3 separate regions of the Homo sapiens genome follow, and all the other regions are linked to region 3. A link is a contact called in ENCODE Hi-C data. All regions are on one chromosome and are shown on one strand. The core of a region is the stretch at or near the end of the contact, and the rest is flanking DNA. Distances in the headings are between cores, read along the strand shown. Region 1 overlaps SSH1 (slingshot protein phosphatase 1). Region 2 holds the start of MED13L (mediator complex subunit 13L). Region 3 holds the start of DRC10 (dynein regulatory complex subunit 10).

Evidence for each region. Hi-C counts contacts between places; a loop is a spot of excess contacts on that map. Pooled maps may share reads with other maps.
Region 1: a loop to region 3 is called in a map of ascending aorta, with 5 times the contacts of the local background. The contact joins the enhancer-like site here to the promoter of DRC10 in region 3. A Hi-C loop is called at or near these places in 1 of 168 maps with a recorded cell type or tissue (ascending aorta), 2 of 37 single-sample maps with no recorded cell type and 4 of 50 pooled maps.
Region 2: a loop to region 3 is called in a pooled map, with 8 times the contacts of the local background. The contact joins the promoter of MED13L here to the promoter of DRC10 in region 3. A Hi-C loop is called at or near these places in 4 of 50 pooled maps.

The regions. Positions count from the first base shown.
Region 1 is chr12:108,830,761-108,834,827 of GRCh38, forward strand. The region is part of intron 2 of SSH1 (slingshot protein phosphatase 1); the gene reads right to left. Among named protein-coding and RNA genes, the nearest start is that of MIR619, 4.2 kb to the right of the region's middle. RefSeq lists an enhancer at 923-1,032. Within about 2 kb of position 2,716, at least 24 of the 41 ENCODE cell types and tissues checked have a DNase peak (open chromatin) inside an H3K27ac peak, as active enhancers do; they include ascending aorta, where a contact is called at or near this core.
Region 2 is chr12:116,276,284-116,280,387 of GRCh38, forward strand. It overlaps MED13L (mediator complex subunit 13L), which reads right to left and starts at 1,410. Exons shown (of 31, transcript NM_015335.5): 1 at 777-1,410. The coding sequence starts at 848. RefSeq lists silencers at 1,239-1,708, 1,759-1,818.
Region 3 is chr12:113,219,662-113,224,230 of GRCh38, forward strand. It overlaps DRC10 (dynein regulatory complex subunit 10), which reads right to left and starts at 1,433. Exons shown (of 5, transcript NM_001330452.2): 1 at 1,336-1,433. TPCN1 (two pore segment channel 1) reads left to right here and starts at 1,803. Exons shown (of 28, transcript NM_017901.6): 1 at 1,803-1,965. RefSeq lists enhancers at 1,032-1,181, 4,512-4,569 and a silencer at 3,503-3,797.

The DNA of each region.
Region 1 (4,067 bases), core at 1,466-3,965, 4.4 Mb before region 3:
TGCATCATGACAATACGAAATGATGACAGTGAAAGCAAAAACAGATCAGACCTGTGCTGTGTGAAACAGACATGGGGTCTCGCTATGTTGCCCAGGCTGGTCTCCAACTCCTGAGCTCAAGCGATTGTTCCGCCTTGGCCTCCCAAAGTGCTGGGGTGACAGCTGTGAGCCACCGAGACCAACCTCAGATCAGACCTTTGACAAACTCTGCTGTGGACAAAGCATTCTGGTGAATGTCAACTCATCTGATCTTCACAAAACCGTGTGGAAGACCAGACAGGCATTATTACACTAATTTATGCCTAAGGAAACAGGGAGTTAAATAGTACAAATTTAGGATTTCTGATGCTGTATCTCGAAAAAAAAGTAGAGAATATGAGCCTGAAGAAGAGGCCCTGTAAAGGGTCCCAGATTGATGGGACAGGCTGAGACAAACGGAATCACTTTTCCCTGGATAGAACTAACCCTCAATGGTACCCCACTCTGCATGGTGATTACTGAGGGGACTGTCAATTGTCCAGCGAACTTGATGGTAATTCTAGGAGAAAAAGGAACTAATGTAATGCTGTCAGCATAGAAAGATGGGTGCCAACGAGCATTCCAAAAAGGAGGCTCTGTTAATTCGGTTTCGATCAACAAGTATTTGCTGAGTGTCTATTGTGTCCGGTCAGTGCTAAGGCCTGAGAATTTAGAAGTGAAACAGACCCGGTTTCCACCCATGCCACAGACCACTCCACACCTGGTCTGGAGTGACACTGGAGGGCCAGGCAGGCACAGGACAGTAACTTCGATATAAGGCAGCAAGTTCCACGGTGGAAGGAGGTGGAAGGTGCAGATGCACGTACACACAGGGGTTCAGGGAGGCCTCCCTGGAAGAAATGAAGCCTGCGAGGCCCTGAAGGATCAGTAAACAGAGAGGCATAAGGGGCAGGAGAGTAAGATGATTATGCTACATGTACCTTATTGTGAACCCAGGAGGATTTGGCCTCTGTCATAAAAGGCCCCCCTGTGGGTTCATAAACCTCAATTTACAAATTGTGCTTTATATATCAGTTCCTTATAAGTTTGGTTAGCGTAAATTGGTTTCTTAGAACTTGATCATCCCTGAGTGAACTCACAAATTCAAGTTTCAGAATGTGCAAACCTAAGAAACAAACCTCATGCTTGTGGTTGAGACATCGCACTGTCAACATCACAAATTCTCAGCACCTGAATGCCTGGTATACTATCAACATATATTGTTTTAAATATGTAAATAATAGCTTTCTAGTTATAGAGAGTTTGTCCCTACATTTTTCCACTTAATTTTTACAATCCCATTCCCCTGATGAAACAACCCCAGCCTGGGCAACATGGCAAAATCCTGCCTCTACAAAAAATACAAAAATTAGCTGGGTGTGGTGGCGTGCACCTGCAGTCCCGGGTATTTGGGAGGCTGAAGTGGGAGAATCACTTGAGCCCGGGAGGCAGAGGTTGCAGTGAGCCAAGATTGTACCGCTGCACTCCAGCCTGGGAGACAGAGGGAGACTCTGTCCCACCCACCCCCGCCTCCCAAAAGAAAAGAAAAGAAAGAAAAGAAAATGAAACCACCAAGACTGGGAGAAGATAAATGACTTGTCTGTGGTCATCTGGCTAATAAGAGGTAGAATGGGGCTGAAAAAGTTCGGTGCTCTTCCTGAAGAATCCATAGGTCAGAAAGCAGCACCATCTGACCTGCAGCAATAGCAGCAACGTGGAAAGCTAATCAACTGACCTCAAAACCACTCTCAGTGAGGCTCTGGATGGATTCAGAACCCCAGGCCTAGCAAAGTGAAGTTGATAAAGATGTAAAGGAGATCGAAAATTCACCATTTGGAGAGAGATTAGCTAAAGACTGCAGGTCGGATGGAAAATTCTTTCCATGGTTCTCCCACAGGTTCTTCCCTCATTTGGAACTCGTGTTTAAAAGTCACAAAGACCCTGAGTTGGGCCAAGGTCTCGTTCTTCTTCACTGTGGGCCTTGCAGTGCAACATGGCAGGGCCTCGTTCCAAATGTCACTCTTCAGAGCCTAAGAAAACAAGTAACTTTAGGGACACACCTGTCAACCGGAGCTCCCAAATTGTACCCCCCTAAACACATAATGCTGAGCATAGAAAAATTCCAGCTCTGCAGAGCGTTATACTTAGGGAAAGGGGTCACAGACAAGGAATGCTGGCAGGGCTCATTACAAATATCTTTGCTGCTGGAACATGTATTGTTTGGCTAGAAGGCGTAGGCTTCTCTCAGAGAGAAGGAATGTCCAAAAGTATTTCAGACAGTAAGAGACATTCTCTGAGCCAGCTACACAGCTCTCCTTCAAACCAACGGGTAGCGGCAAGCAGCTGAACTGACCAGCGAGCTCGCAAAAGCAAGCTTTTTTTTTTTTTTCTCCCTAAATAAGACAGCAAGTGATGTGTCTTGGCTTGGTTTAGCAAATTTTAAGATAGTTCCCTGATGACCCCAAGAGCCCTCAGGCCCCATGGAAGCTGGAGCTAATGCATCTTCCTCCAAGCATCATCTGCTCTACCAGGATCTAAGCCCCTTCACGAGGGCAGAAGGTATAAAGGCTGCACTGTGCGGGAAATGCTATGGCAGCAAAGACAGCCAAACACGCCAGAAATAACAGGCACATGAAGGAAATGTTTCTGAGACAGCTCAAAAATTCCGAGAAGAGATTATCCCGACTGTCCCAGGTTCTCAGCCCTGTCTATGGTATGCAGCCCCATACCACAGTCATTTGTCACCGAGTCCTAACTTTGTCAGAGGCCCCTCCTTTCAGGTCTCTCAGGCACCACCCAGTTCTGGCCCTCCTCACCCCCGTGAGCCAGGCGACATCCAAGCAGCCCCACGGTGCACCCGGCTCTGTGCTGCATTCTCTGAATGTCCCTGAAGGCCAGGGCTGTTGTATTCTCTACCCACTCTCTGTCTAGTATGGGAGCCACTGGCCAGATGTGTTGACTGAACACTTAAGATGCAGTAAGTGTGACCAAGAAACTGGGTTTGTCATTTTATTTCATTTTAGTTAATTTAAATTTAAGTTTAATTAGCTACATGAGGCTATCAGCTGTGGTATAGGACAGCAGAGCTCCGGAAGCTTTTGGCCTGGTGAGAAGAATCAGGACAAGCGCCTCCCTGGCCTCTCGCCCACTCTGCACAGCCGCTAACCATTGCTCTCATGACATTCTTTCCCAGCCCCAGAACTTTTAGCCATGTGACATCATCTATTGATTAGAGTCCAAACTTCTTGTGCTAACTCTCTATGGGTTGCCACAATTAGCCATTGTATGTCGTTAACCTAAATTTCATTCATCTGCTATGTCCTGACCTTAGGGGCTTAGAATATAGTTAGAAAACAGTATTTCAGAATAAAAAACCATTCTTGTATTACCTCTCGCACTATTCCCCCTGTTCTCCATGCTTCGCATTCTCTGTTCTATCCCCAGCTATAGCACTGTCCCCATAAAGCCTACTGTGGTTCTCGGCTCATGGTGTCCTTCCTCCCATCTGCCTCCCGACGTCATGCCTGTCTTCCAGTGTTTATGCCTTCTCCAGGAAGCTTTCTCTTGTGGCCCTCGCTGTGAGCTATAGCTCCTCCCTTTCAACATCTTCTAGCACCTCCTCTTACTGTGCAGGTGAGGACACTGAGGCTTAAGGGTTAAGTCACTTGCTCAAGGTCACATACAGTCGGTCCTCTGTATCCGCGGGTTCCTCATCAGTGGATTCAACCAACTACAGACAGAAAATACAGTATTTGAGGGATGCTGAACTCTTTGAATTAGTGGGTTCTGCGGGTGCTTAAGCATCCATGGATTTTGTTATCCTCGGCAAAGGCGGGGGTCCTGAAACCAATCCCCTTGGATACTGAAGGAAAGACCACCCTTAGTGATAGGAACCTAGGAACCCAAGTTCCCTCATTTCCAAATCGTGTTCCCTGACCCACTTATTTACTAACTAGTGGTGAAGCCATCTTCCTGCCAGTATATTTTAACTTCACAATGGGATGTGAGGGCCAGGATGCACATGCTTTTTAAATCTCCCTCTGTGCTTG
Region 2 (4,104 bases), core at 160-2,659, 3.1 Mb after region 3:
ATCAAACCGACCAGCTTGTTGCTTTTGTGTGTGTGTGTGTGTGTGTGTGTGTGTGTGTGTGTGTGTGTGCGGATTCGTTGTTAGGATAGAGAAAAACAGTTTTTAAAAGACACAGGAGGAGAGAAAGAAGAAAAAGCTTTCTCCACCTTCCGTCGGCTCGGTGCAATGGCTTTACGGCTCTCCAGCATAGTAAGCCCCGAGAGGCAGGCGGCTGTCGATGTTTACAATCGCGGGAGCTTCGGGTGCAAGAGTCCTTTCCTGACACAATCGCATTCAATCAACTATTTTAGGGCGAAATTGCAGGTGTCATTATGGAATTTAAAAAAATTCAAAAGGCAGGCGGGCGGGCAGGCAGCTGATCCAACAACGGGGGAAGAGGTTGCCGATCGGAGGCGCGGCAGCACAAGGCAAAGCCTTCCACATTTACGGGGGGAAAAAAAGGGGGGAAAGGGGAGGAGAAGGGGAGTGCGATTGCAACAGAGGGTGGGCGTTCGAAGTGCGACCCAGAATCCGCAGCTCCGAGACTTCCACATGCAAATTCCACGCCGAGCGCCGCGCTCACAAATGATTTTTAAAGAGCCAAATAAACACTGGATGGGATCCAAGGCGAGAGAGAGACGATCCAAAAGGGGGAGAATCGGCGAGAGGCGAACGGCGGGGAGACGCGAGGGAGGGGCGAAGTCCCGGCGGCGGGAGGAGAAAGTTGGTCGGCGGCGGAGGTCGGGGACCCCCCCCCTTCCCCGGCACAGCCCCCTCCCCGCAGCCCGGCTACTCACCAGCGAAAAGAGGTTGGAGTGACAATCCTCCAGGCTCGCCCCGTTCGCCACCCAGTTCGCTGCCGCAGTCATGATCCTCCGCGAGCCCGGCCGCCAGAGCGGGGCATGTCGGAGCGAGGCGTCCGAGGCGAGGCCGGGCCGGGCGGCGGCGCCTCGCCGGGGAGCGCGGGGCGGCCGGGCCGCCGCCGCCGCCGGGGGAGGGCGCGAGGGCCGGCGGGCAGGCGGGAGGCGCCGCGGCGACGCCGCGCCGGGGGCAGCGGGCCCGGGCTGGCGGGGGGGGCGCGCGCCCCGGGCCGGCGCTGCGGGCCGGCCACCGCCTCCGCCTTCCCTGCTCCTCAGCCGCCGCCGCCGCCGCTGCTGCCGCTGCCGCCGCCTTGTTTATCTCCAGCCACCGACTCCCCCTCGGCCCCCGCCGGCGCGCGAGGGGAGGCGAGCCCCGGAGCCGCCGCCGCCGCCTCGGAGCCGCCGCCGCCGCGGAGCGCGAACTCGCGAAGGGGGGGGTGCGGACGAAGCCAGCGGGCGACCCCGGCAGCCGAGCGACGTCCCCTCCTTCCTCTTCCTCCCCCACCCCCCCCTCCTCCCCAGTCAGCCTCGCTTCTCCTCCCTCCCCGGGCTCGCTTGCTCTGACAGCAATGGCGGCCGCCGACCGCGGCTCGGCCCGCCATTGGCTGGCGCTTGGTCACGTGACGGGCGCCGGCCGCGCGGGGGGAGCGAGGGGCGGGCGGGGGAGGGGTCCGGAGTGGCGGCGGCGGCGGCGGCTCGCGGGAGGCGCTGCTGAGCTGAGCGCGGCCGGGTCCTCCGGCCGGGAAGAGGGAGGGAGGGAGGCAGAGAGGGAGAGAAAGAAGTGCGGGCGGCCGGGCTCCCCGGCGGGCGGCGGACTGCCGGCCCGTGGCTGCCGTGGGCTGCCCCTCGTGGCCGCCCCGCCCCCTCGCGGTGCACTGATCGTGGCGGGGCGGGACCGTGGGTCCCGGGCGCGCCCGTGGTGGCCGCGGAGGAGGGCGCGGGACCCCCGGCCTGTGCCCTCGCAGCCCAGGCCGGCTGGCGTGGCGCGGCGGCCGCGATGTGGGCCAGGCAGCGGGTCCGAGTGCCCTGGGGAATGTGTCCTCAGAGGCTCGCGCCGCCGTCCGCCTTTTGCAGAGGAGAAAACTAAAGCACAAAGGGATTAAATCACTTGCCCGAGGTCGCACACTTGGGAAGAGGAGTCCAGATTCGAACCCGCGCACAGTGAAGCCAAGCTCTTGGACAAGGTTTCACAGGCTTCGCCCAGGGATATTCACGGCTGCCATAGACGGAGCGCTTACTGTGTTCCAGACACTGTGCGTTTAATACAGAAATGTTTATTGAGCCCTTACTCCTAGTTACTGTGTGCACTCATTCATTCATTCATTCATTCATTACATAAATGTTTCCTGAGCTCCTGCTGTGTGCCAGAATCTGTTATAACTTCCAGGCACTGTGCTAAGGCCGTGTTGGGAGCAGACCCTTCTTCCTGGCGTCATTCATTGGATAACCAACATTTCCTGAGTGTATATGGCCTGGGAGTCCGGAGGAGTGCTGCTATGAAGAGAAGCTCTCCCAGTCCTCAAGAAATGGATCCCCGAAAAGGGGGAGGAGAAAACAATGTCTTCACTAATACGCCTCCAAACATGGAACAATCAGCTGTTTCAGGTAGATTAAGCTAAAAGAGGAAGAGTGGATGGCTGGCACAGTGGCTCACGCCGGTAATCCTAGCCGAGGTTTAAGACCAGCCTGAGCAATGTAGCAAGAACCCCCGTCATGACAAAAAAAATAAAATACAAAAATACAAAAATTAGCCAGGCGTAGTGTGGCATGTGCCTGTAGCCCTAGCTACTCGAAAGGCTGAGGTGGGAGGATAACTTGAGCCCTGGAGGCAGAGGCTGCAGTGAGCCCAGTGAGCCGAGGTCGCATCACCGTACTCCAGCCTGAGTGACAGAGAGAGGCCCTGTCTCAAAAAAAAAAAAAAAAAAAAAAAGGAAGAGTAGAAAGCAGGGAAGAGATGAGAGTGTATAATAAGAGAAGTCTTAAGACACGTGAACTGAGTTTTGGAACTACCACAAATACTGCTAAAGCAAAACTCATGAGCAACATGTTATAATGTGTATTATCATGCAACATATTGTTACAATGAATGTCGTTACCTACATTATTTCACATAATCCGCAGAACAACCACCTAAAGTAGATACTGTTATTATTCTTAGGCTGTAATTAGGTAAAACTCAGAGGTGTGCAGTGACATCTCCAATCTCTCAGTTAGTACATGGCTCAAACTCAGGTCCTTCTGACTCCAGAGCCCGAGCATGAATTCAGGAGGCTCCTTAGAAAGATGCCTCTGGCTGGCTTTGCCATCCCTCTAATTGCATTATTTTGACCAACATAGTTTAACTCTTTGAGCCTCATTTCCTAATCTCAAAAATTGATCCTGATTGCTGACCCAATGACCTCAGGCCAATATTGAGAATTTCTATTAAGATACTGTTGATGAGCGGATGCAGTCGCTCACGCTTGTAATCCGTGCACTTTGGAAGGCCAAGGCGGGCAGACCAACTGAGGTGAGGAGCTCGAGACCAGCCTGGCCAACATGATGAAACCCTGTCTCTACTAAAAATACTAAAAATACAAAAATTAGCCGGGTGTGGTGGCGTGTGCCCGTAGTCCCAGCTGCTTGGGAGGCTGAGACAAGAGAATCGTTTGAACCCAGGAAGCAGAGGTTGCAGTGAGCAGAGATTGCACCACTACACACCAGCCTGGGCGACAGAGTGAGACTCCATCAAAAAAATAAATAAATAAATAAATAAAGATACTGTTGGTAAAAGTAAAAAAAAAAAAAAAAAACCACTCTGTCAACATACACGGTGTTACTTAGGCCTGAGCAATTCGAGGGTATAATGCCCATCATATCCAGATTCCATATATTTACATCAGAGGTGAAGGTAGTTCTATCCTACTCACCTGGTGACCAAATTGTCATTCTTCAGCATGTTTAGGTTTAAGTAGAAATAGTAATAGGCCAGGTGCAGTGGCTCACACCTGTAGTCCCAGCACTTTGGGAGGCCAAGGCCAGCGGATCGCTTGAGTCCAGGAATTCAAGACCAGCCAAGGCAACATGACAAACTCCCATCTCTACAAAAGAATTAGCCAGGTGCTCACCTGTAGTCCCAGCTACCTGGGAGGCTGAGATAGGAGGATCGATTGAGCCTAGGAATTTGAGGCTACAGTGAGCCATGATCTTGCCACTGCACTTCAGCCTGTGTGACGGAGACCCTCTCTCGAAAAATCAAATACTAATGATAAATCTTTCAGAGCAA
Region 3 (4,569 bases), core at 183-2,682:
CAAAGTTTTTTTTTTATATATTTTTTTGAGACAGGGTTTTTCGCTCTGTCGCCCAGGCTGGAGTGCAGTAGTGCAATCATGGCTCACCGCAACCTCCGCCTCTTGCGATCAAGCAATTCTCCCACCTCAGCCTTATTTATTTATTTATTTATTTATTTATTTTTTGAGCTGGAGTCTCGCTCTATCACCCAGACTGGAGTGCAGTGGCACGATCTCGGCTCGCTGCAACCTCCACCACCCGGGTTCAAGAAATTCTCCCGCTCAGCCTCCTGAGTAGCTGGGATCACAGGCACACGCCACCAGGCCCGGCTAATTTTTGTATTTTTAGTAGAGACAGGGTTTCACCATGTTGGCCAGGCTAGTCGCAAACTCCTGGCCTCAGGTGATCTGCTGGCCCAGGTGATCTGCTGGCCTCGGCCTCCCAAAGTGCTGGGATTACAGGCTGAGCCACCGCGCCCGGCCCTTAGCCTCATTTAATCATCACAAGAAACTCTCTGTCTTCAGTAGGTACAATGAGATCACATCTTAAGGATGGAGATGGGAGTTAAATTCCAAAGTTAGGATAAAGGCAAAAGTGGTGTAATAAAAATTACCTAATTTATTTATTTATTTGAGACAGAGTCTTGCTCTGTTGCCCGGGCTGGAGTGCAATGGCGCTATCTTGGCTTACTGCAACCTAAGTCTCCCGGGTTCAAGTGATTCTCGTGCCTTAGCCTCCCGAGTAGTTGGGATTACAGGTGCGCCTCCATGCTCAGCTAATTTTTGTATTTTCAGTAGAGATGGGGTTTCACCATACTGGCTAGGCTGGCCTAGAACTCCTGACCTCAAGTGATCTGCCCGCCTCGGCCTCCCAAAGTGCTGGGATTACAGGCGTGAGCCACCATGCTCGGCAAAAACAACAACAACAACAACAAAACAAACAAACAAAACTACCTAATTTAAACACTGAAGTGAGATTGCCTGCTCACCGAGGAACGTATGGCCGTTGGGTGAAATGGGAGGGGACTTATAAACTCCCCTCCCACCCACAGCTCCCATGTTTGACTTGAAATAAGTTAACTACGATATGACTCTGCTTGACTGTTGTCCTCCTCGTTTTAGGGATGAGGGAGTGGAGCCATGAAGTGGGCAGGTAGAAGGGCAGAATGGAGGCCGGCTCCCTGCAGGTTGTGGAGCGAAAGGTCCAGACTAAGGCAGGAGCTGAGGGACAGGGTCCTGAAGCTGAGACGAGATCGCAGCGGGGGCTTCTAATTCCTCAGGGAGCCAAAGGACAGAGGGCTGAACCCTATTCCACATCTCCCCCGATCCGCGACCCTTTCCCAACTGGCTACTCACCTGCTCTGACCGCTCCAGGTTTCCCTAGCCACAGTTACCGCCGCGGTCCCTGCGTTGCTAGGTTACCCGCCAATCTCAGAAGGCGAGACTCGGTGTCTGACTGACCTTTCTTTTCACCATTCAATTTATTGTTCCGCTCAGTTGTCCCCACCTCCTGAAGTCTGACCAATCAGAAGCACCGCCATTTTGACCTTTCACCAATGGAAAGACTTGGGACTCCCTCTGGGTTGGACTCAACGAGTAAGGCGGGGAACAAGGGAGGAGTAAGGGGCGTGGATTCTTCGTCCCGCCCCTTCTTAAGGAGGCGGGCAGGGAGTACCGCATCGGCGGCGGGCGAGACCTGCGGAAGGACGTGATAGTTGGCCAATCAGAGTTCATCACGGTAGCCCAGTTAGCCAGTAGGACGCTGTGAAGGGGAAATGGGGCGGGGCCAGCGGGGTTGAGAGGACGGTAGGCGGTGGATAGGAGAGCTGGCGCAGCTGCCCTGGTGGCAGTGGCTGAAGTGGCGGCGGCTTCGGCGGCTGCGGCGGCTGCAACAGCTTCGGGCTCGGGGTTTTGGCGGCGGCGCCGGCGGGCTAGGCTGCGCGGTGCGGACCCCGGCGCGCGGTCCGGGTTGCTGGGGCGGCGCGTGTAAGAATCCGAGGGATGCGACGGCTTGGCCCGAGGGAGAGGGCAGGGATCAGGGGTCAGAGGACGCGGAGTAAGGGGTTGCGGCGCAGCACTCTGGTGTGGGAGGTGGGCCGTACGGGCCCAGAGGGGGCGCAGGGAAGTCTCCACCGCGCTTCTCTCCGTCCAGCCCGGGCCGGGGCTTTGCACCCTCTCTCCTCGCCCCCGACTTCTTAGGGCGACCCTCACGTGGGCTCCCAGCCAGGGGCTGGGAGCACGTGGAGCTGGAGCCAGCTGTCCTGCCTCCTTCTTCCTCCCTCCCTCGCTCTTCTCCCTGGCGCCCTTAGGTGACCCCACAGGAGTCTTGTGCCTGGGTCAGGCTGCCCCAGCGGACAGCGGGATGGTAGCTGAACCTCTTCCCCTAGGCCCTTTCCCCAGCGCTGGCCAGTTGGGTCCTCTGTAGAGGCAGAAGCAAAGCCCGCGGAGGGAACACTGGACCAGGACGCAGGAGTCCCGGGTTCTAGCCCTACTCCTCCACTGTGTGACCTTGGGCAAGTCTCTTCCCCTCTCTGGGCCTCATTTTTGTCTGTCTGGAAAAATGACGTGTTTGAATTCAAATCAGGGGACTGGTTCTAGTCGTAGGTGTATATAGGGTAATGGTTAAGCAGGCAGGGTCCCTGATTCAGACTGCCTGGGTTGAAACTTATAAAAGGCAAGTTAACCACTCCAAGCTTCAATTTCCTCATTCCTAAAGTGGGGATATTAGCTAAGATAGGATTTTTCAACAGCAGCTCAGTTGACATTTTGAGCCACATAATTCTGTTTCGGGAGGTCTCACCTGTGCATTGAAGCAAGTTCAGTGGCATACCTGGACTCCACCCACCAGCAATCCCCCCACTCCCAAGTTGTGACAGTCAAGATGTCTCCAGACATTGCCGATGTCCCCATGGGGGCAAAAATCACCCCAGTTGAAAGCCAGTGGGCAAAGGCAGTACAGGCAGGCAAGCAGTCATATATTAAACAGTTAAACAACCGTGTTGAAGCATTTGAATGCGAGGACTTTAATCTATGGTGGCAGATATCATGAAAATTATGCATGAACAACCCCCCTGCCTCTTTTTTTTTAGCTCATCATTAATGGTAGTGTATTTTATGTGTGGCCCAAGATAGTTCTTCCAGCGTGGCCCAGGGAAGCCAAAAGGTTGGACAGCCGTGAGTTAAAACATAGAAACCACTAGCCATTATGATAATGGTAACATTAAGAAACCTCTTCTCTGTGAGTTAATAAATTCTCCTGCCTTCAAAGTAAACATGGGAGATAATTGTCAAAGCTGAGTAATGGATACAAGGAAGTTCACGTATATATTCTCTGCACTTTTGAGAATGTTTGAAAATATCTGTGGTAAAAAGTTAAACCAAAACGACAATACAACCATAATTCTTAAGACTGCCAAATAGTAGTGTCTCATCTGGGATTTCCTCTTCTGCCTTTCCACTGCTGAGATTTAAAAGCAAAATAAATCCCCAGATCTGGAGGAAACTTAAGAAAAAAAAACTCACAGGAAGTGTGCTGGGCAGAGAGCTACGGGCTTAGCAGCAAGTAGAATGATGTTTACTTTCGCTGCCTTGTTTCAAAACGTTGTACTGTTCCCTGTGGATGCACAAGGATTTGCTTGGAGTTGTTCCAATGATTCGAGGAAGAAGTCAGTTGCTCAGCTGCCATTGACTAGGTCAGTTGGGAGGCAAAGTGGGTTGAGCCCAGAGCCCACAGCTTGAGGAAGGAACCTGCTGCTGTTTGCAAGTTCAAAGGTCTGCAGTCAGATCTGCTGAGTCTTTTTTTTTTTTTTTTTGGTTCTTCTCAGCGGAAACGGGAATGTGCATAAATAGGAGCTGTAACAGGCTAGCTCGGAGTGTTTTACTTATTTAGTTATTTTTAAATTTTTAGTTTATTTATTTTTTGAGATGGAGTCTCGCTCTGTCGCCCAGGCTGGAGTGTAGTGGCGTGATCTCAGTTCACTGCAACCTCTGCCTCCTGGGTTCAAGTGATTCTCCTGCTTCAGGCTCCCCAGTAGCTGGGATTACAGGCATGCACCACCACACCTGGCTAATTTTTGTATTTTTAGTAGAGACCAGGTTTCGCCATGTTGGCCAGGCTGGTCTCAAACTCCTGACCTCAAGCGATCCACCTGCCTCGGCCTCTCAAAATGTTGGGATTACAGGCATGAGCCACCACTCCCGGCTGCTCTGAGTGTTTTAAATTGGGAGTTAAGGATGAGCACTTTTACTGTATTAAAAAATACTCACCAGTTAAAAAAAAATACTCTTTTCCCCTTCCTCGGACACCTAAATCTAAGAGAACAACTCCTATATAAAAATGATATAAAAATCATACATTTTGGAAGTATGTTTCTAACTGTTCTGAGAGGCTGCATGGTAAAGCTGAAGTGAAAGATGTATTTTAAATCTGTATATATGAGCAAGTATATATTGATGATTGAAGCTAGGTGCTGCCTAAATACATGGCCCAGACTTTGAGGAATTATAGTGTAATGGCTGGGAATACAGGTTTGGAGTCACACCGTAGAGCTGAAAGCTTGGCTTTTATTTAGCTGTGGGTCCTTGGGCAGG